Linked DNA regions of Homo sapiens: regions 1 and 3 are each linked to region 2. A link is a loop called in an ENCODE intact Hi-C map of the cell type or tissue named here. Cell type or tissue: A673. All regions are shown on one strand. Each heading gives the region's core, and the rest is flanking DNA. Links, peaks and the distances in the headings are about the cores only. Region 1 has its middle 22 kb from the start of CDH5. Region 2 has its middle 96 kb from the start of CDH5. Region 3 overlaps LINC00922 (long intergenic non-protein coding RNA 922).

Region 1 (10,695 bases), core at 792-8,791, 75 kb before region 2:
TTTTTTGAGATGGAGTTTCCCTCTTGTTGCCCAGGCTGGAGTGCAATGGTGTGATCTTGGCTCACTGCAACCTCCGCCTCGTGGGTTCAAGCAATTCTCCTGCCTCAACCTCCTGAGTAGCTGGGATTACAGGCGTGCACCACCACACCCAAATGATTTTTGGATTTTTAGTAGAGACGGGGTTTCACCATGTTGGCCAGGCTGGTCTTGAACTCCTGATCTCAGGTGATGCACCTACCTCGGCCTCCCAAAGTTCTGGGATTACAGGTGTGAGCCACCAAACCTGGCTGACACTTTGTAACTTTTAATCAACAGCTCCACATTCCCTCCTCCAACTCTCCCCACTAGCCCCTGGTAACCACTATTCTATTCTCTACTTCTGTGAATTCAACTTTTTTTTAGATTCCACATGTAGATGAGATCATGTGGAATTTGTCTTTCAGAGCTTGGCTTATTTCACTTAGCATAATGTCCTCCAGGTTCATCTACATTGCCGGAAATGACAGGATTTTCTGCTTTTTAAAGGCTGAATAGTGTTCCATTTGTGTATGTATGTCACATTTTCTTTATTCATTCATCCATGGGATGGGCACTTAGGTTGATTCTGTATATTGGCTGTTGTAATAATGCTGTAACGAACACAGGACTGCAGGTATCCCTTTAACGATTTTATTTCAGTTCCTCTGGGTATATATGGAGAAGCGAGATTGTTGGATCATATGGTAGTTCTCGTTTTAGTTTTTCGAGGGACTCCCATACTGTTTTCTATGATGGCTGTGCCAATTTACATTCCCATCAACAGTGCACAAGGCTTCCCCTTTCTGCACATCCTCGCCAACGCTTGTCTTTTATTTTCGTGTTAATGGCCATTCTAACAGGTGAGGGGTGGCATCTCATTGCGGTTTTAATTTGCATTTCCCTAATGATTAGTGACGCTGAGTATTTTTCACGAACCTGTTGGCATTTGTACGTCTTCTTTTGAGAAATGTCTGTTCAGCTTCCCCACTTCTTGCGCAGCCAGCTCCTTCTCACTCTTCGGGTTTCTGCTCCAATGTGCTTTCCTCTTCTGCCTTCCCAACCAGACCTTACCCTGCCCCGCTCAGCCCCCTTCTCAGCCTCTGGTTTGGCCTTCGGAGCGCTTACCACCATTTGTAGTTCTGTTTGTGTCTGCCTCTGTGTTTCCTGCCTGTCTCCCATCTGGGTTGTGAGCCCCACAAGGTCAGGAACCCTGCATCTGCTTTACTGTCTTTGGTGTCCAGTGCCCAGCCCTGCCTCAGGCCCACGGTGGGTTGAATAAATGAGTAAATGAATGAATGAATGAATAAATGAATGAATGAGTCAATGAGTGTTGTCTGTGCCAGTTGGCAAGACACTTGGTCTGGCCCCACTGGGGGAGACGTGATCTGGGCTACCCAGGAGTCCTTGCTCCTTCATTGGACATGGCTCCTGGAAGCAGCACAGCCCTCTGGGGTGGGACACCCCAGCCGAAAGCAGGTGGGGGGAAATGGGGGAAAGCAGGTAGGGGACAATGGGTCTCCTGGGCAGCTCAATGGAAGGGTTAGAGTGACAAGAGTGTGGGTGGGAGAGTAACATCTCCTTGAGGCCCCATGTATTGGGCATCCTTCTGAGGTCTTGCCCATGCATAAGCTCATGCTCCCCGCTTTCTCACTTGTCCTTCTTATCCATTCAGCAACAGTTCCTGAGACGTTTTGCTTCTAATATCTCTTGAGCCCATGCCTCCCTCTTCATTCACTGCCTCCACTCTCCTAGCTACAGCCTCTCTCTATGGAATGAGCCACTGCAGGGGCCAAGCTTAGCTGCCCTCCAACTCCCTACCTCCAGTCCAGATTCCAGCCTGGTTGTTATGGTGATCTGTCCCCTATGCAAATCTGGGGACATCACTTCTTCTTTTTCCTTCCTTCCTTCCTTCCTTCCTTCCTTCCTTCCTTCCTTCCTTCCTTCCTTCCTTCCTCCCTCCCTCCCTCCCTCCCTCCCTCTCTCTCTCTCTGTTTCTTTCTTTTGATGGAGTCTACCTCTGTCGCCCAGGCTGGAGTGCAGTGGTGCAATTTCCGCTCACTGCAACCTCCGCCTCCCAGGTCCAAGCGATTCTCCTGCCTCAGCTTCCCAAGTAGTGGGGACTACAGGTCTGTGCCATCATGCCTGGCTAATATTTGTATTCTTAGTAGAGATGGGGTTTCACCATGTTGGCCAGGCTGGTCTCGAACTCCTGACCTCAGGTGACCCACCTGCCTTGGTCTCCCAAAGTGCTGGGATTACAAGTGTGAGCCACTGCACCCAGCCTGGGCACATCACTTTCAACACCCTTCCACGAGTGGAAGCCTTTCTCCACTGCCTTCAGGACCAAGGAGTACCCACCTCCTTGTGAGCCCAGTACCCAGCAGATGGTGGATTAGTACTTGTTGGATGAATGAGTGTAGAGATCTCAATGGGCCTTGCCTGCAGTCTCCATTTGCATCCGCCCCCCAGAAAGAACAAACTGAGTAAATTCTGGAAATCTGTGTCCCTCTCCCACTTCATGTATCAGAGAATGGCATGATGAGGAGGCAGAAAGGAACCTGAGAGGCTGTCAAGGCCAAGAGACTGATTTTACAAATGGGTCAACCAAGGCTCGGAGGTGGGTGTGACTGTCCCGGGTCAGGAGCAGAGCTGGGAGGGAGCACTGGGATGGGTGTCAAGAGACTGGATTCTAGTTCTGGCTTTCACACTGACTGGCTGTGCAACTCTGCGAGGAAGATCACTGCCCATTCTGGGCTCAGCCTTCACATCTGCAAAATGGAGCAGCTGAGCTTCGCGATGCCCTCCCTTCAGCTCTGACAGTCTGAGATGTGGGGACTGCATAGAATATCCTTACCTCCTGTGTGTTTTCTGGGTGCTGAGAATGTCCCAGGTATTCTCAGAGTCTAACCACGGGACTGGATATTCTTTCAGAGAACCTAGGTATTTTCGGCTTTCTTCCCCCACATGAGGAGTGGTCAGGAAGGATCAGAGGGAGGACCCTGCCCCACCTATCTCTCCTCACTGTGGGTTTCTACTCAGGCCCCACAGCACAGCCCCATCAGGGCTCTCTGGAGGGGCTGGGGGAGTGGAGCACCTTTTTGACTGCTGTTGTCTAGGAGGTTTGAACTGAGACTGGGTGTGCTGTGGAGGACTTGTGTTTCACCTGGGGCGGCCAGGAGGTGGCTCTGGTATCTGCTTTGTCTGTCCAGGGCTCTGGACAGAGGGATGTGTTTGTTTCCTGGGATGCCATCATTGCTGTCCTCCACCCAGACTGTCCCCTGTGGGCCACCTTTTAGCACCTGTCTCTTGTTGCCTCATCATTCTGCTGGCACATGTGTTCACCGGCTTTCAGTCAGTCTGTGAGGCTGCTTGTGTGCCTCTGAACAGCCTTCATGGGTGCTTGTCTTTGGAGCTTGGAGATTTATTAGAGCTAAAACTGGAAGGCCACGACTTCAGAGAAACCTCTTTTCATTAATTAAGTTGGGGGACACTCCTGGCTGTCTTTGTGAAAGGCTTTGGTTGTGGGCATTGTTCGTCTGTATTAACGAACCTGTGTGTCCTTGCTTTTAAAAAAAATTCTTCTTTTCTTTTTAGAGACAGAGTGTCACCATGTTGGCCAGTCTGGTCTCAAACTCCTGGCCTCAAGTGATCCTCCTGCCTTGGTTTCTGCCAAGTGCTGGGATTACAGGTGTGAGCCATCGCACCTGGCTCCTGTGTGTCCTTGAGTGTGTTTATCTTTTATATGTGTGAGTGTGTGCCAGCCAGATGTGTGCCCCTGAGCGTAAACATGTGTTTACATGTTTGTTGCATCAAGAAATTTCTTCCAGGCTATGTTTTTTTTTTTTTGTTGTTGTTGTTTTAAAAGGATCCCTCCTGCTCCCTTCTCTGTCCATTCTGGGCTCTTGGCTGACAAGAGCTAGTGGCCCATGGAAATGCTCCTCCTGTGGATGGAAAAGAAGAGTGCAGGCCACACCTTGGAGCCTTATTCTGCCTTTGACCTTGGTATGGTTGTGGGCAGAATGGCATCTCAGCACTTACCATGTGACAAGCCATCGGGGCAGAGGCCTGAAGAGGGGTCGAGCTATGCTTGGGAGGAGTAGGACAAGGGATCTTTCCTCATGCTGTGGAGTGATGAAGAACTCGAAAGTGATGGCGAATGCTTATGGGCCAGACATGGGTTCACATCTGTTTCAGCATGTGTTAGCTTTGTGGATTTTAGGAAAATCATGCTCTGAGCCTTGGGCTGGATCATCTGGGTAATGGCTAGGAGTATGATGCTTCATCGTAAATCCGATAATGGGAAGCTGCTGCAGTGGAACTGTCCCCAACTTTTTTGGCACCAGGGACTGGTTTCATGGAAGGCAATTTTCCCATGAACAGTGGAGGGGTGTTTTCGGGATGAAACTGTTCCACCTCAGATCATCAGGCATTAGTTTCTCATAAGGAGCGCACAACCTAGAGCTGTCGAATGTGCAGTTCACGATAGGGTTCGCGCTCCTACGAGAATCTAATGCTGCCACTGATCTGACGGGAGGCGGAGCTCGGGTGGTAATACTCACTTGCCCGCTGCTCACCTCCTGCTGTGCAGCCGGGTTCCTAACAGGCTACAGACCCATACCTCGTCCATAGCCCAAGGGTTGAGGACCTCTGCCATAGATGCTTCTGTGATGATGTACGTGTTCTGTATCTGTAATGGTCAATATGGTAGCCACTACCTGCATGTGGCTACTGAACACTTGGAGTGTGCTAGTGTGACTGAAGAACTGAAATTTCAGGTTTATTTAATTTTAATTACTTTAAATTTAAATTCAAACGGCTACATAATGACTAATGGCTACTATATCGGATCCACCACTAGATGGCAGCACTGGAGAATGTCAAGCAATGAAAGTGGCACAATCTAATTTAGTGTGAAATAAAGTGTGGGCAACTCTTTTCCCCCAAATGTATTCTTTTCTTTTGGTCCATGAACTTCAAGCCTTGGAGTGACTGACCTTTTTTACAGGGACACTAGAAGGCAGCAATGGCCAATCTCTTAATGCCCAATGCACAGTGTTTCTTAAATCCCCTGGTGATGTTTTGCTTGGCTGATGCCTAGCAAGGCTGGGGGGAATGGCTGGGAAACTGGCTTTGCTGAGCTCTGTCCTCTGCCAGAGCTGGAGGAAGGTGGGGTTATGGATGCTCTTCAAGGAAAGCCAAGTCAGCTTGTCACTTGCCCTCTGGCTCTGGGCTGCTCAATCTGCTTCCTGCTGAAACCAAGTTCAGTAGAAATAGAGGGAGGACAAAAGATAGCCTTCAAGCTAGAGTCAAGAGACCTGAATCTGAAGCTCATCTTGGCTGCTTGCCTGCTATGGGATCTCGGGCAAGTTGCTTGGCATCTGTTGGCCTCACCTTCCTCACCTGTGACTCGCCATCGCTGTGATGAGGACAATGATGCCATCTCTACTGACCCGGTACGAGGAGCTGCATCCATACTGCCTCATCATCTCCTTTTGGCTATTTGATGGGGTCTGGATGACAAAACCTCCAATTTGTAGTTAAGGCTACTTAGTCCCTGCCAGATGAGGGGATGAGAAGATTTACCTGGATCAAAAAGCTGGTGAGTAGCAGAGTCAGGACTCAAACCCACATCTAACTCCAAAGTCTGTGCTCTTTCCACCTTATCAAGCCAGCTGGCGTGGATGCTCTCTCCCTCAGACTGTGGGGATGGAGGGGATGATGACCGTGAGGAAGTGGAAGAGGAGGAGGGGAGCAGGGGTACATGACTTGAGTTTCTTCCAGTCACAAATAACTGCTGGACAGCTCTGCCCAGGGACCTGAACCTGAGGGCCTCAAAGTCCTCATCTGAAAAGTGGGCACAATTCCACAGTCGGCTTCCAAAGCTTGCTATGAAGATGAAATGGGATTTTGATTGTGAAAGTGCCTTGCACAGTGGGCCATCGATCAATATTTATAAAGCAATACGTATTCAGATAAAGGAGGCTTATGGGGCCAGTGAAGTGGCCTGGAGAAGGTGGTCCCACAGTCTGGGAAGGTCAGAGAGGAAGCGAGGGGAACTTGGGCTGGGAAATGGGGTGAGAAAAGACTCAGGGTCAGGGGAATTCATGGTCTCTGGCAGAGAAGACACTCCTGGCAGAAGCCAGGAGGCAGTGTTGGAAGCGCTCAGTGTGTATTTTGCTTTGTGTGTTCTGAGGCTCTAGCCCCTTACTGGGGGAGGGGAGGGCCCAGCACACAAATCGCAGGTGGCGAACATAGTTTTTTTCCGCTCCAGTTTTAGGGGAACCATCGATTATTCACACACACCACTGGGGGAGACCGCTCTGGTCCCTTCGGCATCTCCTAGGCTCTGTTCCGGGACGTGGGGTCTTTGTCCACTTCTGAGGGTGGCAGATGTTTCTGGTCCTCCTCCTATGGCTCAGTCTTTTTACTGCCTCACCCACCGTTCCTGGGTTCCCACTCTCCTGCATTGAGCCCCTGCTGGGGGTTTTCCATTGTTCTCCTTCTGGAAGGTGGTGGGGAAGCTTTGAAGGCAGAGGAGGAGAGGGAGAAGGAGTTTCCAGGCACGATATCTGAACATCCATCCACGTAACCCTCACACCACAGAGGTGAACTTCCTGACAGCGTGGGACACAGGCCTCATTGTGCCCCCCTTCCCCTTGAATTATAGTAAAAAATGTCCCTCTCTTTGCGATGTTAACCTTTGGGGTGGGGACAGGAGTGGGCAATGCCAGTCTGCAGGAAGAGGAACGGGGAGGTGGCGGGGGGGGGGCACTCCTTCCACCAGAAAGGAATTTGTTAAGGAGGATGGGGAGAAGACCTTGACCAACTGTTCTGGGAAGTGGGGGCCCCTCCAGCCCTCGAAGGAGCCCGTGCTCCCCCAGGAAAGGCAGCTCCAGCTCACCACCCTCTCCTCGGCTTTAGATTTTGGTGCTTGCTGAGGCTTCCTGGTGTCCGCCTTGCCTGACACATGCCCCACAGAGGAGAGTTCACACACGCAGCATCAACGGGAGCTTAGGGACAATCCCATTTCTTCCTTCCTTGCAGGGAAACTGCAGCCCAGAGGGTCAGGGACCACCCTCCCTGCTGCCCCCTGCTGGCAGCTGCACAGCTGAGTTGTTCCCCTTGCTGTCCTTGTGTTCCCACTCCTGTCCCACCCATCCAGGTGTCTGTGGGGTCTTCTGCTGGGGACTCTTAGGTGCCACCCCCTGTGCTAAAGAAACTACCCTGGGGGACCAGGGTGAGTCCAGAGAGGTTGTGTAGACTTGCCCGGGGTCACACAGCCTGAAAGTCATCAGCTGTGGGCTTGGTGCTGGGGTCGGGGACTTGCTTTGCTCCATCCTTGTCCCACTCCTAGGTGGAATCAGTGAGCCAGTCCCTTGCTCTCTGATATGGTTTGGCTCTGTGTCCCCACCCAAGTCTCATCTTGAATTGTAATCCACAAGCGTCGGGAGGTGATTGGATCATGGGGGCAGTTTCCCCCAGCTGTTCTTGTGATAGTGAGTTCTCAGGAGCTCTGATGGTTTTATAAGGGGCTCTTCCCTCTTCACTGTCACTCGCTCTCCTGCTGCCTTGTGAAAAAGGTGCCTGCTTCCCCTTCTGCCATGACTGTAAGTTTCTGAGGCCTCCCCAGCCATGTGGAACTGTGAGTCAATTAAACCTCTTTTGTTTATAAATTACCCAGTCTGGGGTAGTATCTTTATAGCAGTGTGAAAACGGACTAATACACTCTCCGTAAGGCTCCACAGCACCCACTCCCCAGCTGATGGAGTTTCCATTCGCCTCGCTTCTCTTTGCATAGAAAGTAAACACAATTTTTTGGGGAACATGGATTCTGGGCTTTATGCCTTCAATTCCTCCCTCTGAAAAACATATTCTCGCCTAATAATTTGAAGAAGAAAAACAGCCACTGAGAAGTGTTGCTTTCCAAGAAATGATATTTTTCTTCATGCTCCTTTTTTTTTTTTTTTTAATGTAGGAGGGTGAGAGCTGGGGATTAATCTGTACTCAGAAAAGATGAGAAACAGGCTCTGCTGTCTCCTGGACCACACTCAGGTATGACCTTGGACCAGGGAACAGAGCGCCAGGGGTTTCTTTAGCACCTGCCATTGACTGATTGGGATTGATTGATTCATTCAAGTATTTACTGAGTGTCACTCATGCGTCTGCCAGGTGGCATGGCAGATGCAATGAGGAGCCTAATACAGTCACAATCTCTGCTAGGACATCTTCTATGGAAAAGTCAGAGTTGTCTTTTTCCAATCCATTTCGCACTTTTGCCAGAGGGATCTTTGTAGAACACAAATCTAATTACATCATTCTGTTGCTTAAAATCCTCCAGTGCCTCCCCAGTGACTTAGGTCATGGGAGCTACAAACTCCTCCCAGAGCCTGTGATCTACCTTCCTCTCCCCTCTTCATCTCATCTCCCCCTCTACCTCCAACTTCCCTATCCAGAATGTTCTACTCTGTTTGACCCAGGACTATCTATGCTGGAGAATCCGAGATTTCTACACCAGCTCTTTTCTATAGAAATACAGTGCATGCCACCTGTTTAACATTTTCTAGTAGGTAAAAAGAAACAGGTGAAATCAACATTGATAATATTTATTTAACTCAATCTATCAAAAATGTTATCAAATTAGGCTGGGTGCAGTAGCTCACGCCTGTAATCCCAGCACTTTGGGAGGCTGAGGTGGGAGGATTGCTTGAGTCTAGGAGTTCCAGACCAGCCTGGCCAACATGGTGAAACCCTGTCTCTACTAAAAATACAAAAACTAGCCAGGCATGGTGGCACACGCCTGCAGTCCCAGCTACTTGGGAGGCTGAGGCAGGAGAATCACTTAAAGTTGGGAGGCGGAGGTTGTAGTGAGCTGAGATCACACTACTATACTCCAGCCTGAGTGACAGAGAGAGACTGTCTAAAAATATATACATGTATATATACACATATGTGTGTGTGTATATATATAGTGTATATATATAATCAAATCAACATGTAATTAATAAAAAATTATCAGTGAGTTTTTTTTACACTGTGACATTGAAATTTGGTGTATATTTTATACTTACAGGACATCTCAATTCAGATGTTAACATTTTGCTGGAAATACCTGATTAGCATTTAGATTTCATAAAGTATGAATTGAATTAAAATAAAAACAAAACATTTAGTTCTTTAGTTTCACTAGCCACTTAGCAAGTGCTTAATTGTCATATGTGACTGGTAGCTACCATTTTTATCCAGCATGTTCTACGTCAGGGTTTTCAACAGTGATGCTATTGAGTTTTTGGATGGATAATTCTTTATTGGAGGTGGGGGTGGCTGTCCTGTGTATCGTAGGATATGTAGATAGTAACATCCTCGGCCTTCACCCACTAGAGGACAGTGCATCCACCCAGCTGTGACAATAAAAAAGACTCCATAGGCTGGGTGCGGTGGCTCATGCCTGTAATCCCAGCACTTTGAGAGGCCAAGGTGGGCGGGTCACCTGAAGTCAGGAGTTTGAGACTAGCCTGGCCAACATGGTGAAACCCTGTCTCTACTAAAAATACAAAAATTAGCCAGGCGTAGTGGTGGGTACTTGTAATTCCAGCTACTGGTGAGGCTAAGGCAGGAGAATCACTTAAACCGGGGAGGAGGAGGTTGCAGTGAGCCGAGATGGCACCACTGCACACCAGCCTGGGCAACAAAGCGAGACTCCCTCTCAAAAACAAAAAACAAACAAACAAAAAAACACTCCATATATTGACAAATGTCTCTAGGGGGAGACAACATACACCGTTCGATTTAGAATGCTCCAGGTTGGCTAATTGAGTATGAGCTAAAGTCTGCAAGCTAGGACTACTCATGCTGTCAAATCCAGGATAGTTCAACCTGTCTAGTTTGGGTTTGTCCATTTTGGTCAACCCACGGCCTACACTGGTCTATATAGGACTCCTCACACTGCCTGGTCTGGGGTGATCTACACCAGAATTCATGAATTGGTGCCCCCAAGAACAGAACCAGGCCTACAGATTGGTTTTGTGTGGCTTACACGATGTTAAGAATATTTGAGTTAATCGTCAGCATTTTAAAATCAGATGTTGCATACCAATCTGGATTTCGAGTTTATCTGGAAAGCTCTGGTCTCCCTGAGACCCCATTCCCATTTAGTAAGTATCAGAACTGTGTTCTGATTCACAGGGTGAACACAGCATGGAGAGAGCACGGCTGATGAGAACTCATGCGCTACTGTATGGACAGTGCCAAGCCACGAGGCATCTATCCCATGGCCCAGACACCCCCCGCCAGGCCTCACCTCCAACACTGGGGATCATATCTCAACATGAGATTTGGAGGGGACAACTGGGGAAGCATCTGTCTCCACCCAACTCACTCATACTAGTGACACCCACCTGAGCCCCCGGCATTAGAGTCTGTGATCCCAGGTCTGCCCTGACCCGCACGCCTGTGAACTGGTGGATCCAGGCTGGCCTTGGAGTGGGATCTCAAGGAGGCCTGCGCATTAGAATCACCTGTTCAGCTTTAGAAACATACAGATACCCAGGCCCATCTCAGACTTTCTGAAGTAGAAATAGGGGAGCATGTGTATTTTAAAAAGTTTCACAGTCAAGTCCGTCACTCAGTAAGGTGGCACCCTTACAAAAATCACTTGTCTAGTTGGGCCACCCCATGCAG
Region 2 (10,695 bases), core at 1,696-9,695:
CTGTTTCAGTCTCTGCACCAGGCACTTTACTCACGTGGTCTTTTTTACATCTTGTAAAGCAGGTGGTGTTATCCCCATTATGCAGATGAGGAGCCTGAGGGCTGGGGAGGGTATGTGACTTTCTATGTTCTGAGCTGTAGAAGCTGGATTTGAACCCAGGTCTGCCTAACAGCAAAGTTGGTAAAATACCTGAGACTGGGTAGTTTATAAAGAAAAGAGTTTTAATTGGCTTATGGTTCTGCAGACTCTACAGGAAGCATAGTGGCTTCTGCTTTTGAGGAGGCCTCAGGAAGCTTCCAATCATGGCAGAAGGCAAAGGGGGAGCAGGTGTCCTACATAGCAGGGGCAGGAGCAAGAGAGAGAGACAGTGAAAGGGGAGGTGCCACACACTTAAATAACCAGATCTCATGAGAACTCACTTACTATCATGAGAACCGCACCAAGAGGGTGGTGCTGCACCATTCATGAGAAACCCACTACCATGATGCAGTCACCTCCCACCAGACCCCGCCTCCAACACAGGGGATTACAATTTGACATGAACTTTGGCCAGGGACACAGATCCAAACCATATCAGTCTTTTTTCCATGACACTGAGCAAAAGGACCCAATCTTGGTCATATGTGTCCCTCACCCACCCCCAATGTGCCCAACAGAGTTCAGCAAGTGTTTATTGCACGAATGAGGCTAGAGATGCAACCAAGGAGACGCAGAGGAAACCAGCCTTGCCCCGCCACCTGCCCCCGCTTCCTTGCCTGTATGTCTGTTGACTTTTGCTTTCCCTTGGTTTATGCTCTAGGGGCCTGCGGGGTTTCTGAGCCTGGGCAAAACTCACTGAGGAAGGGAAAAAAATCTGCTCACCAGGTCACACAGCACATTTAAACAGATTAGGCAAAACCTCTCCCTTTCTCAAGACACTTCCATATATGGAAAATTATTGTAATGTACTGATTTTCTTAGCATGAGTCTCTTTACTGCCATCTTCTGGAAGTTTATGACAGTATACACATTTATGATTATGATGGATAGCAGGCAGTCCTTTGCACCCTAGGTGTGACACTCTTGTGCCACTTCTCTGTGGTGGCCATTCAGGGAGATGAATCTGGAACCTTCTGAAGCCTAGGAGAAGAGGTTTATGGATTCTATTTTTCTGTTTGGATTTGTTACCCTGGTCCTGCCCATTGTAAATCTCTGGGCTTCTTCGTGTTCACTACGCCCGCCCATACCTGATCTTGCCCTGGGGCCTGTAAGGAGTCTTGTTTAAATGCAAGCCATTGCAGGAGTGAAGGCTTAACATCCCATGAACTCCTTTAGTTTTCTGCCTCAGTTTCCTTGCTGGGCTGACAGCTCCGCCACCTGACCTAGCTTTGACCAGCCCTGGGACCTTGGCCACTGGAGGGTGCTATTAGCTGGGTTATTGCTGGGATAAACTTGACCACTGGACCTCACTGGCTGGGAACCTTTGAATGTCTTCTATTGGACTGTTAGTCATTCTCCTTTGGGGCTTACAAGGTTCACTCACTCAGTCACTCACTAATTCAATTCATGAGTTCAGCAGGTAATGACTAAGTCCCCACACCATGCCAGTACTGTGCTAGGCACTGGGGGATCAATGGTGAGAAAAACAAGCAAACAAGCACATGGGATGCAGCAGACACCTCTGGCACCCTGCTCATCACATTCCTTGGCCAGCTGTGATTTCAGTGCCAGCGACAGTGGCCGGTGGCCGTTTCCCTGACAGCTCAGAAAGCTTGCCTTGCTCTTACAGCATCCACTTCATGTATGGGACAGATGCCTGTTGGTTTTCTGCCTCAGGGTCTTCTCCAGCGTTGTGGGAACACTCTTAGCCCATGCAAGCCTGGCGGTGTGAAGGCACGAGTTAAAATGTACCCAGGATTTGTTTTAATCAGTATGGTCAGACACGCAGGCAGGGAGATGATTGTCATAAAGGAAGAAGTTTATACTAAGTACTCTAGAAATGGGAGGCACTGCACACTGCTACCTGGAACACATGGGAAGCGCCAGGGTCAGAAGGCAGAAGAGGGAGAGGGGAGAGCAAGGCTCAGAGCCTTTGTTGAGGATTTCTTGGGAAGGTGTGGGCAAGGCAGGGTAGGTAGACTGAGTTAGCTTAGGATGGATAGTGTGAATCACTGTGGAGGGCTCTGGGCTTTCAAGGTCATTCCTAGTTGTCTGGTTCTTGGCCCTGTAGTGATTTAGGGCAGAGAGAATATTGACTTGGCAGTTGGACGGTTGGGGGTGTGGGCTCTGGAACGATTGCTTTGTACATCAAAGGTGCAGTCACAGGGGAGTCCTTTGCTGTCTCTAGGAATTAGCTAGCTCTGGGAGGGGCAGTCTCTCCAGGATCAAGGCCCCAAATGCCGGAGCATCAGGAATACAGAAAATAAGAAAATGCAGTCAATACAGGGCATGAATCTTGTCCGGGGAAGCTCTCAGCCAATGAGGGCTGGGAGCTGGTGGATGAATGCTCCAGGCTCTTGGCCTTTAGGGGACTGATTCTGGGGACTTCATGCTGCTTGTCAGGAGGTCCCAGCTGCACTGAGCCTCTGTTGCCCAAAGCATTGATGACCGCAACACAACTTTTAATGATCTTACTCCTCCCTATGCCATTTTCCCTCAATCCTTCACTCTTGCTGTCTGGGAACCTCTCCCAAATAAACAACCTGCACTCCAGTCTTATCTCAGGCTGTGCCTTCTGGGAACCCCACATAAGCCACCTGACCCCTGCTGCCTTAGAGCTTTACACTAGGCTCGGGAAAAGCTTCCTGGAGAAGAAACCATTTTTCTTGCTGCTGAAGAAAGACTCATTGTGTCATGGGTGAAAGGGGTAGGGGGAGAGCAGTCGAGGCAGAGCGAGCCACACATGCAAAGGGCCTGAGGCTGGTGGGAGGAGCATGGCCTGTTCCAGGAAGGTGTCAGGGGCTCCCCAGACCCCCGTCCCCACAGATCCAAGTTCCCAGCATGCCTTGCACCAAGGTCCAGCCATTTACAAAGAAAGAGCGAGTCCATCTGAGTGTTGACACATTCAGCGGCTCAGGTAATGTGTTTATTTTTATTTTTATTTTTGAGACAGAGTCTTGCTTTATCACCCAGGCTGGAATGCAGTAGCACCATGTTGGCTCACTGCAACCTCCGCCTCCCGGGTTGAAGCAATTCTCATGCCTAAGCCTCCCAGAAAGCTGGGACTACAGGCATGCACCACCACGTCCGGCTAATTTTTGTATTTTTAGTAGAGATGAGGTTTTGCCGTGTTGGCCAGGCTGGTCTCGAACTCCTGGCCTCAAGCAACCTGCCTGTCATGGATTGGACATGTGAGTCACCAAGCCTGGCCTCAGGTAATGTGTTTTAATAAGCAGCTGTTTGGTGTCCTTCTCCAGGGTAGTGGTAATGGCAGGGAACAATGAGACTGATGGGGTGTGTGTGAATGGCACCCTTCTTGCCTTTCTCCATCCCAAGGTTTTATCAAGATTCATCCCTCTCTTGGTCCTGGGGTTGCAGGGCCTGACCGGCACAGAGGAATCTCTGTGTAGTTTCCAACACCACTCATTCACAAAGGGGAAACTGAATCCCGTGTTAATCTTTCCACTTCAAAGATGATTCCAGGTGAATGTGGGAGCCCAGTCTCAGAGACGCCCCTCTCCTTCTGGCTCTGGTTCCCCTCCCTCCCCTGTAGCCTGCCCACTGAACTGGGCCTCTGGGCTCAGCTCTGCAGTCTGCAGGCCACCGGGAGGAGGTGCGCAGAGATCTGGACGGGTTTACAACAGCTTGACTGGAAAACTTGGGGATTTCAGATCTCAGCTAAGAGGAAGTCTCTGGAATGCACAGACCCTAGCCCCCTTGTCTTTGGGGCCAGGCACAAAAATCAGGAGTTCAGTGAAGTTTCTGTCCTTGCATTTCTTCCAAGGGTGGGGCTCGAGAGAAGGGAGGGCCAGAGCTGAATCTGAAGCCACAGTGAGTCACTGTGCCACGGGCATCTTCTGAGGCTTGGAGAAGTCACCTAGACAGGCATAAGCTCCATGATGCATTCTTCTCCAAAACCTGCTTACCTCTACCCTGGTGGACCCATCCCCAGGCCAGCAGAGATAGAGAGGCCTGGGTGCATGGGATGGGGTGGGGCGGGCAGAACTCCTCTCCCTCCATTCAGCTGCCCAAACCTTGGCCTGGGCAGCTCCCTGTGTGTGAGCCCAGTCTGGGGCTCCCCGCCTCACTGCCTCATCCTGATGCCAGGCTCTGGAAAGGAGCTGGGAGACTTCTAATAAGGCTTCCTAGACCCCTCACACAAAATGGAGGCAGACGCGCTCCAGCACTGCCTTGTCTTAGAAGTAAATTTTCTCTTTCTGCCCCCTCTCATTCCTTTTCTCCCCTTTTCTCTTTTGCAATCAAGGCTGCCTGGGTTAAAATCCTAGCTTCCCCTCTACCTGTGTGGTTTTGGGTGAGTTCCTTAATCTCTCTCTGTGTCTCAGTTACCTCGCCCAGGAGGGGATAATAATCGGTCTGAGGTGAGGACTAACGCCTGAGAAGTGCTTAGATCCAGGGAAGCCAGGATGGGAAGGTGTGAGCTGTTACTAGGGTGGGCAGTGCAGACGGCAGGGGCTGTCCTTTTGGAATCCTAAATTTCACACAGAAAAAGGACATGGCTTCCGCTGCCTGAGTTTGAACTAAAGTCCGATGAGGAGAGGGGTCACACTGGAATTGCTAATTACACATTTAGGGGAAGATAAGTGTCTATCCTCTTTAGGCGGTGGGGTGACAGCAGCGGGCACCCTGCTGTCCGCTTTTAAATACATACAGATGGGATACCTCGTTTGCCCAGGCCAGACGCCAGGTGGCAGCCATTTCGGAGCGCTAGGGACGGGGCGGGCTGTCTGGGAACCCGGGGGCCACGCAGCGGGCAGGCAACCTTCTGCTCCAGGAAGGCGTGGAGACGCGGCCGCTGCGTGCAGGACTCCCGTAGCCGCCAGGGGGCGCTGTGGCCACGCGGCCGCCGCCGGCCTCCCAGCGAACCCGGACCCTGCGCTGCGCTCCCGGTTCGGCGCTGCCACCCCCAGCCCAGCCCTGGCGGCCCGCTCACAGGCCCCGCGGGGAGCACCCGGTCTCCTGCCGAGCGTGGGGACCCAGCTGAGATCCGCTGCCCCTCTGGCCTCAGTTTGCGCTTCTGCAAAGTGGCACCGCCTGCCGCCCGCGTGGCAGCTCCTCAGCTCGAGGCCTTCAGGTTTCTCTTCTCAGTCACTGGGCCCTGAACTCGGTGCCGCACTCAGCCAGATCCCGGCTGAGATCCCTCTGATCTCAGCACCAGAGAAGGCTGCTTTCCTCCCTCCCTCCTTCATTTTCTCCCCTTCCTCTCCCTCCATTTTTCCTTTCTTCCACCCTCTCCTTTCTCTCTTCGTTTCCCTCTCCTCTGCTTCTCCCTCCCTCCCTCCCGTCCTCCCTTCCTTCTTTTCTTCCTTTCTCCCTCCCTCCCTCCTTCCTGGGGCCTTACCTCCCCCCTCCCTCTCTCTCTCCCTCCCCTCCCTCCTCGTCTCTCTTCTTCCCTCCCTCCCTCCTTCCTGCTTTCCGTTCTTCCTGGGGCTCTCCCTCCCCCTGCTTCCCTGTCTCCCTCCCTTCCTCTTCTCTCCCTCCCTCCCTGTCTCCCCTCCCTCCCTCTCTCTAACTGCTGGTTCAGCAGAGGACTCTTGGTTTGATTCCGGGTCTCCCCTCCGCAGAGGGGACCTGCTTTCCTGTGCAGTGCAGGGTCTATCCTGCTGCCCCCAGCCCCCTCCCTCCCTCCCTCCCTCCCTCCAGGCATCTTTGACTTGATTGTTGGAACCCTGAACTCACCTTGGGCCGCAGGCCGCAAGTTGGACAAACTTGTTCTAGTGTGCTGTCAACAATGAGAGGGTCATTTCCAACTGGAGGGTGACAGATCACACAGAAATTCGGGCCTCCCCGTAACCCGAGTCCTGAGCAGGGAGTACCCTCTGGAAATACCAGCTAACACCATGTCTCCATGAAACTGACCAAGGAGTGAAAATCATTTCTTTCTGAAAGGGACGCTACACATTCATCCTTTTAAAGGCAGGGATAAAATATGGAAAGGGTCTAAAAGTGCTGCATCTCTCTGCCTCCTTGACCCCAGCCTCCCAGTTCCTCTTCCTGCAGGCAGCAATTGGTACAAGCTTCCTACATAGCTTTCCAGATACTCTGTGCAGAGAAAAACGTGTCAGGCCATATGTCTCCTTTAGAAAATATAGCACCGTAGACAGGCTGCTCTATACCTTGCTTTTGACTTAAAATATATTTTAAAAATGTATCTTAGAGACTGTTCAATATCACAATATGAGGTTGATCTATCTCTAGCTGAGTGGTGAAGAGGATGTCTCTGGGAGCACTACCTGAGCTTGAACTTGGGTCCTTCTCTTCCTGGCTGGTGACCCTGAGCAAATTACCTAACCCTTCTGTGCTTCTGTTTCCTCATTAAAAATATTAATACTATGTATTTCTTGAGGTCATTGTGAGCATTCAAGGACATAAACATTCTGCACAGGGCCTGGCACATGGCACATGCTCAATAAATGTTGGTTATTAGGATCCCACCTTGTTTACTTTATTTTTTCTTTTTGTTTTGAGACGGAGTCTCGCTCTTGTTGCCCAGGCTGGAGTGCAGTGGTGTGATCTCGGCTCACTGCAACCTCCGCCTCCCCAGCTGAAGTGATTCTCCTGCCTCAGCCTCCCAAGTAGCTGGGATTACAGACACCCACCACCATGCCCGGCTAATTTTTGTATTTTTAGTAGAGACGGGGTTTCACCATATTGGTCAGGTTGGCCTCGAACTCCTCACCTTAGGTGATCTGCCTGCCTCAGCCTCCCAAGGTGCTGGGATTACAGGCATGAGCCACCATGCTCTGCCATTTACTTTAATTTTTAAAAATCATGATTTAAACAGGAAATACTGTGCCCTGTAGTGACAGTTGCAAATGTAAGCTTTGGAGACCATCCTGTATGCTGGCTTCACCACTTGCCAGCTGTGTGTCTTTGAACAAGTCGTTTTTCAACCTCTCTGGGCCTCTGCCTAACCCATCTATAAAATAGGGATCATGAGTCTAATCACTTGTAAGGTTGTTGGCAGGTCAGATGAGGTAATAGATACAAAGACACTTGGAGCAGTGCCTGGCATGTGAGGAAGATGACGGCAGTATTAGAAATAACAGCAGTTAAATCCTCCAAGCACTCACCACGGGCCGGATACGGGAAGCATATGACTTTGCTCGGGCCTCCAGTACCTGTTCCATCTTTCTTGCAACCTTATCAAGCTCTCCCATGTACCTGGGACTGTTCAATATGTTCTATGCCTCTCTATGAAAGGGGCTACTGTATTATCTCCATTTTAGAGAAAAAGAAACTGAGGCTGAGAGATGTTGAGTAACTTGCATAAGGTCACACGTGCTCATAGAAGTCCAATGTATTATGTGTCTGATTCCAGACCTGGAGATTATGTTTTTTGCCCTCGCTGGGGCTTACGAGAGGGCCTACTCCTGCACTCTCTCCTTCCCCTGTCCCATTCCCTGTCCTCCTTTCCCCGCTTCCCTCTTCCTCATGCACCCTTCCTTCTCTGCTCTTCCTCATCTCTTCCCCCTCCTCCTTCCCTCCTTTTCCTTTTGTTCTCTTCTCCCTCTCCTCTTCTGCTGCGTTGCTCTCTTCTAACTCTCATTCCTTCTGTCCCCTCTCCCCTTGGCCAGAGTCCAGACTCAAGGGCTGATATCTTGTTGCCTTCGGGGGGACCCAGGCAGAAATACAAGAGCAGCTGCCCTTCCCCTCAAAGGACTGACCTACCCCAGGCCCTGCCAGACCAGCCCAGCAGGCAGTGTGTGTGTGTGTGTGTGTGTTTGTGGGTCAACCCGCATATATGTCAGCTTGTGTGAGACTTGTGTGTCTACGATTGTGCCCAGTTTCTCCATGGGTATGAATGGTTGTGTGTGTGGTTGTGTGTGTGTGGGGGGGGGGTAACAGGTCACGAGGTCCTGACCTGCCTCAGCCAGGGCCCCACCTGTGCACAGTGGGAGCGACTTTCAGCATCTGTGCCCCACCCTGACCACCCCAGATGGGGCTGACCGGCCGGGTCCTGGCCACCCAGTTGTCTGGAGCCTGAGGAAACTGGGCTCAGTCTCAGGCCTCAGGCTGGAATCACCCAGACCTGCATTTCCCACTGGTCCAGTTGCTTCTTGAAGATTTCTGAGCTCGTTGGGCTTATCCAGAAGTGGGCTGGTAACATCTGCTCAACAGGACCCTTGCAGGGGTCCTAGGAGAGAAGGTGTGTAGGAAGGTATGTGGCTTGTGGTTTCTGCCTGGCCACCTTACGAGGATCCAGATGCAGGGAAGAAACCACAGCCCTGTGGTCTCAGAGGTCTCTGCCTGTTCAGACCCACGGTCCATGCCTGGCTGCAACGTGGACACATACGCTCCCCCACAGTCCAGGAAAACCCGGTCCCTAAGCTGGGCGAGTTCTTCCTGTGGGGATCAGAGCCAGTGAGCATGCCTGGACAGCATGTGGGATGGGGTGTGAGTGCTCAGGGTCAGCCCCGCAGAGCCCCGAACGAATAGCCCGATCTTTCTGGAGCGTTTCCTGATGGGGTTTGCGAGGAACGTCTGCTGGGAGGTGAGTGGGGGTCCTGGGAGCCTGCTGGCCCCGAGGCTGAGCTGTCACTGCTGGGCTCTCCAGTGGTGGCCGCCAGGGCAGTTCCTGGCCGGCCCACTGCATGCACATCTGGATGCAATTGTCTGCAGCTGCTGGGGCGAGGCGTAGGCTGCGGTCGGGGCTGGATGCTACACTTGGAGGGACCTCACGGGGTGGGGGTGGGGTCTGATTGCTCAGAGACTGAGCCGCCTACTCAGAACAGGGAAGGAAGACCAAGGAGAAACAAAAGAAAGGAAGATGGATGGGGCGGTGGTGATGGGGGCCAGGAATGTCTTTTTGTTCTGAAGAACATTCTGGCTTTTCCCAACAAATCACAAAATCCAAACGGGGAAGCTGTTTTAACTCCAGTCACACCCATGTCTAAATCAAGCAAACATACCACACACACATGTTTTTGTTTCTAAACTCATCAAAGGAACTTCAGGCCTGTACAGGGTCCTAAAAATACATACTGAAAACTGCTCGTATTCCAGCCTCTCCTGTGCTTTTTTTTTTTTTCACGACTGAAAAATTTCCGGCAATTTTTGACATCCCTTGCTCTGACCTCAAGCAGCAACAGGCTTTATCTGATAGTGTCAGTGTTCAAATTCATTGAAGGCTGGTGGGGGGTCCAGCAGGGGAGAGGACAGGGGGTCTGTGGGGTGAAATGGATTGTTCTCTGGTCACAGAGGATGGCAGAACCATCCAATTCCACCCCTTCTTTTTTTTTTTTTTTTTTTTTGAGATGGTGTCTCCCTCTGTCATTCAGGCTGGCGTGCAGTGGTGGGATCTTGGCTCACTGCAAACTCCGCCTCCTGGGTTCAAGTGATTTTCCTGCCTAGCCTCCCGAGTAGCTGGGATTACAGACACCTGCAACCACACCCGGCTATTTTTTGTATTTTTAGTAGAGACGGGGTTTGACCATGTTGTCCAGGCTAGTCTCAAATTGTGACCTCAAGTGATCCACCGGCCTCGGCCGCCCTAAGTGCTGGGATTATAGGTGTGAGACACTGCACCCGGCCCCACCTCATCTTATAGCTGGAGAAAATTAGCCCAGATAGGACTGGTGACCTGCCTCAAGATACTCAGCCAAGATTCACCCCGAAGTGACCCAGTGCAGTGGGCTCTGGGCTCAGCTGTGTCCAGTAGTTTGTGTTACAACCTCTACAACTTACTTCCACATCAGAAACATGTCTGATTTGTGATGGAGGAACTCGGAGGCATTACAGTGGGACGTACCCTGTGCGGCTGGCAGAGAGCAGGCCTGGCTCAGCACTCCAGGACAGGGCCTCGCAACTTCCTTTCCTGCTATGTGTTGTTGGGGATAACTCACCTGGCCCCTCAGCTCCCCATTTGGAAGTAATAATAGTAGTAATGATATTAACATTTGTCATTGAATGAGCACTTACTATGTGCACTTCTCCCATTTCATCCCAGCTGACCTCACAACCCTTTCAGGTGGGTACAGCTATATTAGCTTGACTCTGCAGACGAAGCAACTGAGGCTCAGGCAGTTTAAGTGGCTTGTCTAAGACAGGGAGGCTGTGGTTGAACCCAGGCTTCTACCCTTCTCACTGAGTGCTATGCCCCCTGCCCCACAGGCTTGAGGTGAAGGCTCATGGAGACCTTTGATGGACAAGATGAAAAGGCCTGTGCTCCCCGTTCGAACAGTGGGGCCTGGTAGTGATTGGGGCGCAGATGACCTGGGGTAGACCCCACAGGCTTGAGGGGAAGGCTCATGGAGTCCTTGGATGGACAAGATGAAAAGGCCTGTGCTCCCTCTTCCAACAACCAGTGGGGCCTGGTAGTGACAGGGGCACAGATGACCCTGGGTAGAAATTCCCTCTCTTTGTGCTTCCTCCATAAGCCCTCCCTTCTCCCCTGGAGTCCCATGGCCTCTGCAGCTGGCCTGGCCCCTCGTGCTTTCCGGAGCCCATCAGCATTCCAGAGCCTTGCAGTGTGGATACTTTAGCGCCCAGTCAGGAAGCAGTGAGGCCCACGGGCAGTCTTATCCCGTGTTCTGCCAT
Region 3 (10,695 bases), core at 1,532-9,531, 720 kb after region 2:
TAGATCTTCCTCCATCCTTTTATTTTGAGCCTATGTGTGTGTCTGCACGTGAAATGGGTTTCCTGAATACAGCACACTGATGGGTCTTGACTCTTTATCCAATTTGCCAGTCTGTGCCTTTTAATTGGAGAATTTAGTCCATTTACATTTAAAGTTAATATTGTTATGTGTGAATTTGATCCTGTCATTATGATGTTAGCTGGTTATTTTGCTCATTAGTTGATGCAGTTTCTTCCTAGCCTCGACGGTCTTTACAATTTGGTATGTTTTTGCAGTGGGTGGTACCGGTTGTTCCTTGCCATGTTTAATGCTTCCTTCAGGAGCTCTTTTAGGGCAGGCCTGGTGGTGGCAAAATCTCTCAGCATTTGCTTGTCTGTAAAGTATTTTATTTCTCCTTCACTTATGAAGCTTAGTTTGGCTGGATATGAAATTCTGGGTTGAAAATTCTTTTCTTTAAGAATGTTGAATATTGGTCCCCACTGTCTTCTGGCTTGTAGAGTTTCTGCCGAGAGATCCACTGTTAGTCTGATGGGCGTCCCTTTGTGGGTAACCCGACCTTTCTCTCTGGCTGCCCTTAACATTTTTTCCTTCATTTCCACTTTGGTGAATCTGACAATTATGTGTCTTGGAGTTGCTCTTCTCGAGGAGTATCTTTGTGGCGTTCTCTGTATTTCCTCAATCTGAACGTTGGCCTGCCTTGCTAGATTAGGGAAGTTCTCCTGGATAATATCCTGAAGAGTGTTTTCCAACTTGGTTCCATTCTCCCCATCACTTTCAGGTACACCAATCAGACGTAGATTTGGGCTTTTCACATAGTCCCATATTTCTTGGAGGCTTTGTTCCTTTCTTTTTATTCTTTTTTCTCTAAACTTCCCTTCTCACTTCATTTCATTCATTTCATCTTCCATCACTGATACCCTTTCTTCCAGTTGATTGCTTCGGCTCCTGAGGCTTCTGCATTCTTCACGTAGTTCTCAAGCCTTGGCTTTTAGCTCCATCAGCTCCTTTAAGCACTTCTCTATATTGGTTATTCTAGTTATACATTTGTCTACATTTTTTTCAAAGTTTTAAACTTCTTTGCTTTTGGTTTGAATTTCCTCCTGTAGCTCGGAGTAGTTTGATCATCTGAAGCCTTCTTCTCTCAACTTGTCAAAGTCATTCTCCATCCAGCTTTGTTCCGTTGCTGGTGAGGAGCTGCGTTCCTTTGGAGGAGGAGAGGCGCTCTGCTTTTTAGAGTTTCCAGTTTTTCTGCTCTGTTTTTTCCCCATCTTTGTGGTTTTATCTACTTTTGGTCTTTGATGATGGTGATGTACAGATGGGTTTTAGGTGTGGATGTCCTTTCTGTTTGTTAGTTTTCCTTCTAACAGACAGGACCCTCAGCTGCAGGTCTGTTGGAGTTTGCTAGAGGTCCACTCCAGACCCTGTTTGCCTGGGTACCAGCAGCAGTGGCTGCAGAACAGCGGATTTTCGTGAACTGTGAATGCTGCTGTGTGATCGTTCCTCTGGAAGGTTTGTCTCAGAGGAGTACCCAGCCGTGTGAGGTGTCAGTCTGCCCCTACTTGGGGGTGCCTCCCAGTTAGGCTGCTCGGGGGTCAGGGGTCAGGGACCCACTTGAGGAAGCAGTCTGCCCCTTCTCAGATCTCCAGCTGCGTGCTGGGAGAACCACTGCTCTCTTCAAAGCTGTCAAACAGGGACATTTAAGTCTGCAGAGGTTACTGCTGTCTTTTTGTTTGTCTGTGCCCTGCCCCCAGAGGTGGAGCCTACAGAGGCAGGCAGGCCTCCTTGAGCTGTGGTGGGCTCCACCCAGTTCGAGCTTCCCGGCTGCTTTGTTTACCTAAGCAAGCCTGGGCAATGGCGGGCGCCCCTTCCCCAGCCTTGCTGCCGCCTTGCAGTTTGATCTCAGACTGCTGTGCTAGCAGTCAGCGAGACTGCGTGGGCATAGGACCCTCTGAGCCAGGTGCGGGATATAATCTCCTGGTGTGCCGTTTTTTAAGCTCGTCAGAAAAGCGCAGTATTGGGGTGGGAGTGACCCGATTTTCCAGGTGCCGTCTGTCACCCCTTTCTTTGACTAGGAAAGGGAACTCCCTGACTCCTTGCGCTTCCTGAGGCAATGCCTCGTCCTTCTTCCGCTTGCGTAGGGTGTGCTGCACCCACTGTCCTGCGCCTACTGTCTGGCACTCCCTGGTGAGAAGAACCCGGTACCTCAGATGGAAATGCAGAAATCACCCGTCTTCTGCATCGCTCACTCTGGGAGCTGTAGACTGGAGCTGTTCCTATTCGGCCATCTTGGCTCCAGCGACTTTTTTTTTTGAATTTATGTCTCCCTAAAATGTTTTTCCCTTTTGTTATCTCTTGGTTTAAAATAAGAAGGAACATAAAAACCCACAATTGGGGGAAGGAGGGCAGTGGAGGGAGGGAGTGCATCAGGAAAAATCGCTATATATGTATTTGTTATCTCATATGTTTTGTTTTGCTTTTTAATTTTTTTTTTGAAACACGGTCATGAGACTAAATAATTTTTGTAATTTTGGTGGAGATGAGGATTTGCCATGTTGCCCAGGTAGTCTTGAACTCTTGGCTTTAAGCTATCCACCCCCCTCAGCCTCCCAAAGTGCTGGGATTACAGGTGTGAGCCACCACACCTGGCTGCTGCTTCTTAATTTCTAATTTTGTTTTATAGTGGCAAAACAAGAAGTTTTGTGTAACTTATGCTTTTTGAAATGCATTGGAATTCTCCTCGTGGTCAAATACATGACCACATCAGAAAAAAATAGCTAATAGAAAGGAAAGAAAGAGGGAAGGAAGGAAGGAAGAAAGGGAGAGAGGGAGGGAGGGAAGAAGGAAGGAAGAAAGAAAGGAAGGAAGATTCATTTACACCAGACAACCCACTAAAAGTTTTGAGTTATTGTAATCAATAAAATACAAGAAGGAAGAAAGGAAGGAAGGGAGGAAAGGAGGGAGGAAAGGACAGAGGGAGGGAGAAAGAAAGGAAGGAAGAAGGAAGGTTCATTTACACTAGACAACCCACTAAAAGTTTTCATTTTAATAACTATAACACCATCAACCATTCTTTGAAAGCACATCTGTTGGCTTCCAGAGTTTCTTCATCTCTCTTAGACTTGTAAGGGGTTTAACGAGCTCAAAAAGACACACAAATATTAAGCACCTACTCTGTGCCTGGCATCAGATCTATATTTAATTCACTTTGGGTATTTTCTGAAAGAAAGATGATTTTCCATAACCAATTCCCAAACCAAGAACATGCATGCATCTGTGTCCGGCAGAGTGGAAGTAATGAACATGAATGCCACCTTTGCTAAATTCTGAAATGGACCTAAATGCACCCAAATTCTATATAAAGTCATATTGCTAAGCTTTGATTCATACCTAATTTCCTCAAATGGGAAGGGTGGAGGATTAGTTGAATGAAGGGCTGCTGTAGAAAGAGCAACACATATGTCTTCTTGGCAAATGTCTGCTTTTTTTCCAGTTATTAGAGTTAGTGCCAGCACAGGAAGGGAGCAGCAGGGGCCAGAGTTGTTTTTCCCCTTAGAGCAACAGGGAGAATGTACCAGAGATAAGACTCACCCGGGTGTTTGGCTTTTGGAAATGAAAATAGAATTGCTGTATACATGTCAGCTTGATCTGGGAAGGCTGAAAATAGGGGTGGGGGTGCAGGTAGATGTAGAATGGCCTGAGTTAAACCCTAGTTAGGGAAGAAAAGACAAAAATTTGAAGGCAGCGACTTTATCCCTAGCACACAGGGTCTCCCAGGCTGGAGGACATCCCCACTTGGTGTATGTCACTGGTCAGTGCTGCCCACTGTCTGAGGTCCAAGGGAGGTTGATAGGGACCCCGGACTCCTGGAGGAATAGGCCTCTAGTGGGTGTGTTGGTGGGGACTGCAAGTGGGGCAGGGGACTGGGAATCTTTGAGTTAGGTGGGGGGTCATTATTCTCTCTAGTGTGTAGGAAATTCAGTTATCTGAAATGGTTTTGAGTACAATAAAATGCATGGTCCTGTATTAATCTCAATCCTTTGCCAGTTATATATTCCACAATATATAGACTTTTGTCTTGCTTTACACACTGTTGTAATACCTTCTATGATGGTAAGTTTTATGTGTCAACTTGGTTAGGCTATGGTGCCTGCTCGTTTGGTCAAATGCTAGTCTAAATTTTTCTGTGAAGGTATTTTAACAGTGTGATCGACATTTAAATCAGTAGACTTTAAGAGATGTGGGTGGGCCTCATCCAATCAGTTAAAGACCTTAAAAGCAAAGACAGAAGTTCCCTGATGAATGAATTCTCAAGACTGCAAAATTAAAAACCCTGCCTAAGTTTCCATCTTGCTGCGCTGTGGAATTTGGACTCAAGACTGCAACATCCACTCTGACCTGAATGGGCTGGCCTGGCTTATAAATTTCAGACCTGCTGTCCCCTGTAGCCTCAGGAGCCAATTTTTAAAAAATCTCTTGATAGTATTGATACATAGGTAGATAGCTAGATAGATAGAATAGACATGCTTTTCTGTTTCTCTGGAGAACCCTGTCTAAAACACCTTCTTTTCAGGAAACTTGTTTTGTTTTGATGTAAAATCATGCGAGTCCAGGATGCAGTGCTGGAAGAAGCCTTAGTCCATTTGGCCAATGGTAGCAAATCTGTGGCTCAATTGCAAGAATGCCCTGGGGCAGACCAGAACAGCCCTTTTTGCTGAGTGACCGTCAGATTCTCCTGGACTTCCTTACAGCAGGAGAGACACCCCTTGCTGGTATCCCCAGCCCCCTGCAGGCAGCAGATGCTGCTGTCTCACAGGCAGCCTGGCCTTTCTCCCTGTATTGTCTGACCCACCACTCCAGCAAAAATTAGGAATTCTGAGTAGAAGGAGAAGTAAGGTTCTTCCCAGTTCTGCAGTTGTAAAACTTTAACTTTGTTGAATGTTGGAATTAAAATGGCAAAACCTCTACCCCAGGCCTCTGCAGGTTGCCCCATGGATTGGCTGTAGAAGAGAGCCTGGCGAGAAGTAATTAACCACAGATCACTAAAAGCTCAGTGGAAAGGCCTGTGTCCAGGAATTCCTTTTGCCAGAGGTCCTGGGAGCGTTTGCTGCAGAGAAACGAGTTTGCAGATAAGCACTTTTCTTTGTGAAGTCTCCTTTCCCAAGCTCTGTTAGCTCCCAGCTCTGTTTTCAGCTGTGAGGGCTGTCTTTTCATCTTGAACTTTACATATTCTTCTAGCTTAGCCCAGTCACACAGAGCTCTTTGGCAAGCTACTCTCTCTCCCACTGCGAATTGTTGGGTACCAAGGCAGGGTATAAAGTTCAGAGTCGGCCAACTTTTCCCCCACAACCCTCTTACTCCGCCTCTCTTTGTGCTCAACAATGGATTTCAAAATCTTTGGTTTTCTTTGTCATCAGAAAAGATGTTGGAGTCAAACAAAGAGGAGAGCAAAAATTCCAGACGTTTTGAGTAAATGAAAGTGTGTGTGTGTGTGTGTGTGTGTGTGCTGGTGCAGTCTCACTGCCACCCCCAACACCACTGGTTAGCATTGTAACCCTCAGGAATGTATATCATTTGGGGTTGGGTTAGTGGTTTGAGCAATGCTCCTTCCAACTTCCTGCTGGAAAATTTAACCTCTCTTTAGTCTTTAGAGAGGCAAAGAAATGAACACATTTCTACTTGTTCTACCTGCAACACATCTCTTGATTCCATTCCCAACTGCCCACTTCTATAGTTCTGGCCTTTTTTTCCTTTCCCTGGGTTGTCATAGAATGTACTGACTTTTCTTGACATCTTTTGCCACCTCCACAACCTTGTTGCCCCTGCAGCCAGAGTGACCTTTCTAAAATGTAGCTCTGACCACCTTGTTGCTTGTCACCTGTAGAAATCAAGTCTAAGTTTGTGCAGGGGCAGCCAGAGTGCTCCTGGGGCTCGGGCCCTGCTTACCCCTCCCAGCCCTCTCTGAAACAATTCTGAGTGTTTCTCTCTGCAATGCATGTACGTATATACATGTGTATGTATGTGTGTGTATGTATGTATGTATTTCAGCAGCTGTGTTCTCTTCTTGAAATGAGCTTCGTTTGTATAAATTCTGCCACCCTCCCTAAATTCCTCTGAGTTCTGATCTACTCTGTTTCCCCTAGAGTGAGAAGTTTATGTGGTTTTCACTGCCTTTCTCCATCCTCAGTGTATCAACTGTATTCGCTTACCTTTCTGGCCAGCCTAAGGGTCCTGTGGGGTGGAAACCCTCTATCCATGATAGCTAGGCCAGCACAGTGCAGGCCATCTTGAATATCCTCAGTTAAAGCTTCTGAATTAACAAGATACATATCTAGGGTTTATGAGCTTTGGTTCTGCAGTTGAATTCTTCTGGACTTGAATCCTGGCGTTCTTGCTTAAGCCTCCTTTTTCTCCCCTGTGAAATAGGTGGAATCATATCAATATCAGAGTGCTGATGGTCAAAATTAATGGAAATAATGCATGCAACATGCTCCATGCATCCCTAACATGCAGTAAAACCTCAGTAGTCACCCTCATTTGAAATAACTGCTTGCCCTGCTTCCATGCTCCAGCCCTCTTCCGTGTCACCCTCTTTGTTTGCAGATCCCCTCCACCTCATTTCTATCATTAGCAACGTGGGGAAGAAAGAGTTAAGCCTGACTCTGTTCACCACAAATCCACAGGCACTAAATAAGGCTCTAACATTCAGGCTTTAAGTATGGGCTGCAGTTAACTATAAACAGCTGTTGCAAGATAATAGCCTTCTCCTGGTAAAATAAGGCCAGTTCCCCCCAACCCTCCCCTCACAATGAAACCTTTCTTGCACTTAACGTTCAGAACTGATAGATAGGTCTCAGTCTGGCAGTAATCAGAATTAAGAGATGGGGGCAGGGAGAAGAATTGTCAGGCTTCCCAGATCCAGTTGACATGTATACAGCAATTCTAATTCCATTTCCAAAAGCCAAACACTCGGGTGACTCTTATCTGCAGTACATTCTCCCTGTTGCTCTAAGGGGAAAAACAACTCTGGCCCCTGCTGCTCCCTTCCTGTGCTGGCATTAACTCTAATAACTGGAAGAAAAGCAGACATTCGCCAAGAAGACATGTGTTGCTCTTTCTACAGCAGCCCTTCATTCAACTAATCCTCCACCCTTCCCATTTGAGGAAATTAGGTATGAATCAAAGCTTAGCAATATGACTTTATATAGAATTCGGGCACCTTTAGGTCCATTTCAGAATTTAACAAAGGTGGCATTCATGTTCATTACTTCCACTCTGCCGGACACAGATGCATGCATGTTCTTGGTTTGGGAATTGGTTATGGAAAATCATCTTTGTTTCAGAAAATACCCAAAGTGTATTAAATATAGATCTGATGCCAGTCACAGAGTAGGTGCTTGATATTTGTGTGTCTTTTTGAGCTTGTTAAACACCTTCCACGTCTAAGAGTGATGAAGAAACTCTGGAAGCCAACAGATGTGCTTTCAAAGAATGGTTGATGGTGTTACAGTTATTATAAAATGAAAACTTTTAGTGGGTTGTCTGGTGTAAATCAATGCTTCCCTCCCTCCCTCCCTGCCTTCCTTCCTTCGTTTCTCTCCTCAGAAAAATTTGATGAGATCCAGAGAAATTTACTGGTTTATAGAGTCAATAAGAAAGTTAGCAGCACAGATGGGGGATGGATGCACCAACCTCTCTGACTCCAAGACCAGTGATTTCAATCAGCTCACATTGAAAATCATGACTGAAGTAATGGTCTCTGAAACTTGGGCAAACAAAATTGAGGAGAAATGTTTGGAGGGAACAGCACTCAGGAGTTTAATTTTGTTTATGGCTGTGGTCTCAGGAGAAGTAGAAAGGCCTGTTGATGTCTGTCTCCAGCTAAATCATAAATCTTAGACCCTGACAAGGCACAATAAATGCTATCAAATTAGTGAATAACGTATGGACTTGCTCCCTGCTCTGAAGGCATCCTCTGCAGCCATAACAAGGCAGTAATAATTAATGCTTTTGGTTATCCTCATTGAATATCATGAAACAAGTAGCCTGTGAGGTGGGTGCTGCAGTCATTCCCATTTGTAGATAAGGAAACTGAGGTTTGGAAAGATTATGACATTTGCTCATTGTCACCCAGCTAGGAAGTTCCAGAGCCAAGTTTCAAAGCCTTGTTTTCTAACCTACAGCTTGATCTCTTCACCTCTTTATGATGCCTTATTAAAAAATAATAACTAAACTAAAAAATCACTACTTTCTTATGAATCATGCAGCACCTTTTTTTTTTTTTTTTTTTTTTTTGTATTTTTCCCTTGTAAAAGTTAACATCCTTGGTGTTCTGGGAGGTAACTTCATCATTCCTACTACACATAGGTTAGATCTTAGGCTCCCATGAAGCACATGACTTGTCCAAGATCAGCCAATCTCGTTAGTAAGATACGGAGATTTCTAAAACAAAGTCCAGTGCTTTTTTTTTCATGACAATGTTTCTGTCTCTCTGGATATTTTATATCCACAAAGCATTATCAATATGGTGGTTTCAGCAAACACAAGTTAAAATCACCTTTCAAAAAGTGATAAGGCATTACTAAAATCAAGACAATCAAACCAACGAAAAAAGAATATGAAAGAAGGTTCAAGACTGTGTTGGGCAAGGATGGGAAATATGGCCCAACTTACGGTCCAATTTTAACCAATGACTCTACTCTGCCTGGAGGGCTTGCTGAGAAGGATCATGAGACCACTTCTGATGCTAATGGGAAAATGTCCTTTGATCCTGAGCAAAGTGGACTCCATGTTGGAATGGATCAGTGTGGCAGGAATGAACATGTTCTATTTGCCTCTCCAGACGTGCTCTGTTTTCACTCTGCTCTGTGCCTGACCTCTACCATCTGCACCAGGGGATTTCTTTACCCTCCAGCTTCCAGTTCGGTCTGGCCAACCTTTTTCAGTTTTCCCCTTTCCTTCCTTCCTTCCTTCCTTCCTTCCTTCCTTCCTTCCTTCCTTCCTCCCTCCCTCCCTCCCTCCCTCCCTCCCTCCTTCCTTCTTTCCTTCCTTCCTTTCTTCTTTCCTTCCTTCTGAAAAATTTGATGAGACCCAGAAAAATTGACTGGTTTATAAAGTCAATCAGAAAGTTAGTAGCAGAGATGGGGGATGTACCAACTTCTCTGACTCCAAGACCTACCTACCTTCCTTCCTTCCTTCCTCCCTCCCTCCCTCCCTTCCTTCCTTCCTCCCTCCCTCCCTCCCTTCCTTCCTTCCTTCCTTCCTTCCTTCCTTCCTTCCTTCCTCCCTTCTTCCTTCCCTGTTTTCTTCCTTCCTTCCTTCTTTCCTTAATATATGAATCCTGTTGCTTCTTCTCAAACTTCAAGGCTTTGATTCAGTGGTGCTCACCTCTGGGAGTCCTAAGACTCGTAGAACAGGAAGGATTTAACCATCATCCTTTTATACCATAAAAATCTCAGCAATGCAGATCCCTGGGGACATATTCTCAAATTAAATGTTGAGCTTCCTGAAGACAGGGATCAATATTATTTATTTCTCCATCCACGGTTCCTGATGTACAATTTTTACACAGTAAATGTTTATTGAGTTAATGAGTTATACTGGGTACTCTTACTTTCCATAGATCCAAGGCTTCTGCGCTTTAAACACTGAAGCAATTACTTATTTTATTTTGACTGTTTTGAATGAAAAATATTTTAAAAGCAAGCAAACAAGCACACAAACAGAAAAAACTATTGCCACTATTTCAAGTGCAGTATACACAACATTATTTGGATTTAAAAAATAATTTGGAAATATCTTTATGAGCACAGATTATGCTGCTCTGCTTAAATAAACTAAAGCTGTTAGGGGAAACTGAGGTGCACAAAGACACTTTGCCCCTGAACTAAATGTTTCTAGATGGTTTCGTGTTTTAAATCCTTATGCCTAATTGTTCGTGTACCCACTCTTCTCTCTTTCCAGTTACTGTTTCTAATATGCTGTGGGTTTGAATATCAGGTAATTACAGACATTTGAGTTCTGTGTAAAATAAGAGTGAAAAACCTGAATAAGTATGTGCAAATAAAGAGGGAACAGAATGAACATTGCCTTCTCTGACTGTGCAGAAGCTTTTATCCTTTGTTTCTTAGTTTCTAGATAATTTAAGAATGACATTAAATATGAGATGGCTGGGAGCTCACACCTGTAATCCCAGCACTTTGGGAGGCTGAGGCAGGTGGATCACTTGAGCTCAGGAGTTTGAGACCAGCCTGGGCAACATGGTGAAACCTGTCTCTACAGAAAATATGAAAATTAGCTGGGCATGGTGGCATTTGCCTGTGGTCCCAGTTACTCAGGAGGCTGAGGCAGGAGGATCGCTTGAGCCTGGGAAACGGAGGTTGCAGTGATCTAAGATCATGCTACTGCACTCCAGCCTGGGCAACAGAGCAAGACCCTGTCTCAAAAAAAAATAATGTGAAAACATCGATACCTAAGAATGACTGGGGAAAGCAAAACAAAACATCTGCTTTACTTTTTCCAGAGAAGGCCACAGGCCACTTTGCAGCACTTTGAAATGACATTGGAAATGACACTTTTGCAGAATTTTAAAGTCCATGTTGGAATCTCAGGTCCTTTAATATGGATTCTCAGTGGAGTCAAATGAATTTCAAATGCATAACTTCTGATTGCCACCTGAGATTACTTGTATTTTGGTTG

The links. A loop is a pair of places that touch in the nucleus more often than their neighbours do. Peaks named below come from ENCODE experiments on the same cell type or tissue, not always from the same donor. Only the 100,000 strongest peaks of a DNase experiment are listed, where the experiment ranks them.
Region 1: a loop joins it to region 2, with 2.4 times the contacts of the local background. A loop is called at or near these places in 15 of 110 quality-filtered maps.
Region 3: a loop joins it to region 2, with 10 times the contacts of the local background. A loop is called at or near these places in 2 of 110 quality-filtered maps.

Annotation. Positions count from the first base shown.
Region 1 is chr16:66,338,917-66,349,611 of GRCh38, reverse strand. No RefSeq gene overlaps it. Among named protein-coding and RNA genes, the nearest start is that of CDH5, 22 kb to the left of the region's middle. In A673, for the core only: CTCF peaks have their summits at 4,658, 4,863 (motif pointing right) and 7,131 (motif pointing left); DNase peaks (open chromatin) are centred at 4,891 and 7,091.
Region 2 is chr16:66,264,890-66,275,584 of GRCh38, reverse strand. No RefSeq gene overlaps it. Among named protein-coding and RNA genes, the nearest start is that of CDH5, 96 kb to the left of the region's middle. In A673, for the core only: CTCF peaks have their summits at 4,749 and 4,950 (motif pointing right); DNase peaks (open chromatin) are centred at 5,034, 5,544 and 8,814; H3K27ac peaks cover 3,647 bases.
Region 3 is chr16:65,542,727-65,553,421 of GRCh38, reverse strand. The region is part of intron 2 of LINC00922 (long intergenic non-protein coding RNA 922); the gene reads left to right. Among named protein-coding and RNA genes, the nearest start is that of LINC00922, 28 kb to the left of the region's middle. In A673, for the core only: a CTCF peak has its summit at 4,772 (motif pointing left); DNase peaks (open chromatin) are centred at 6,901, 8,891, 9,121, 9,431 and 2 weaker places; H3K27ac peaks cover 6,681 bases.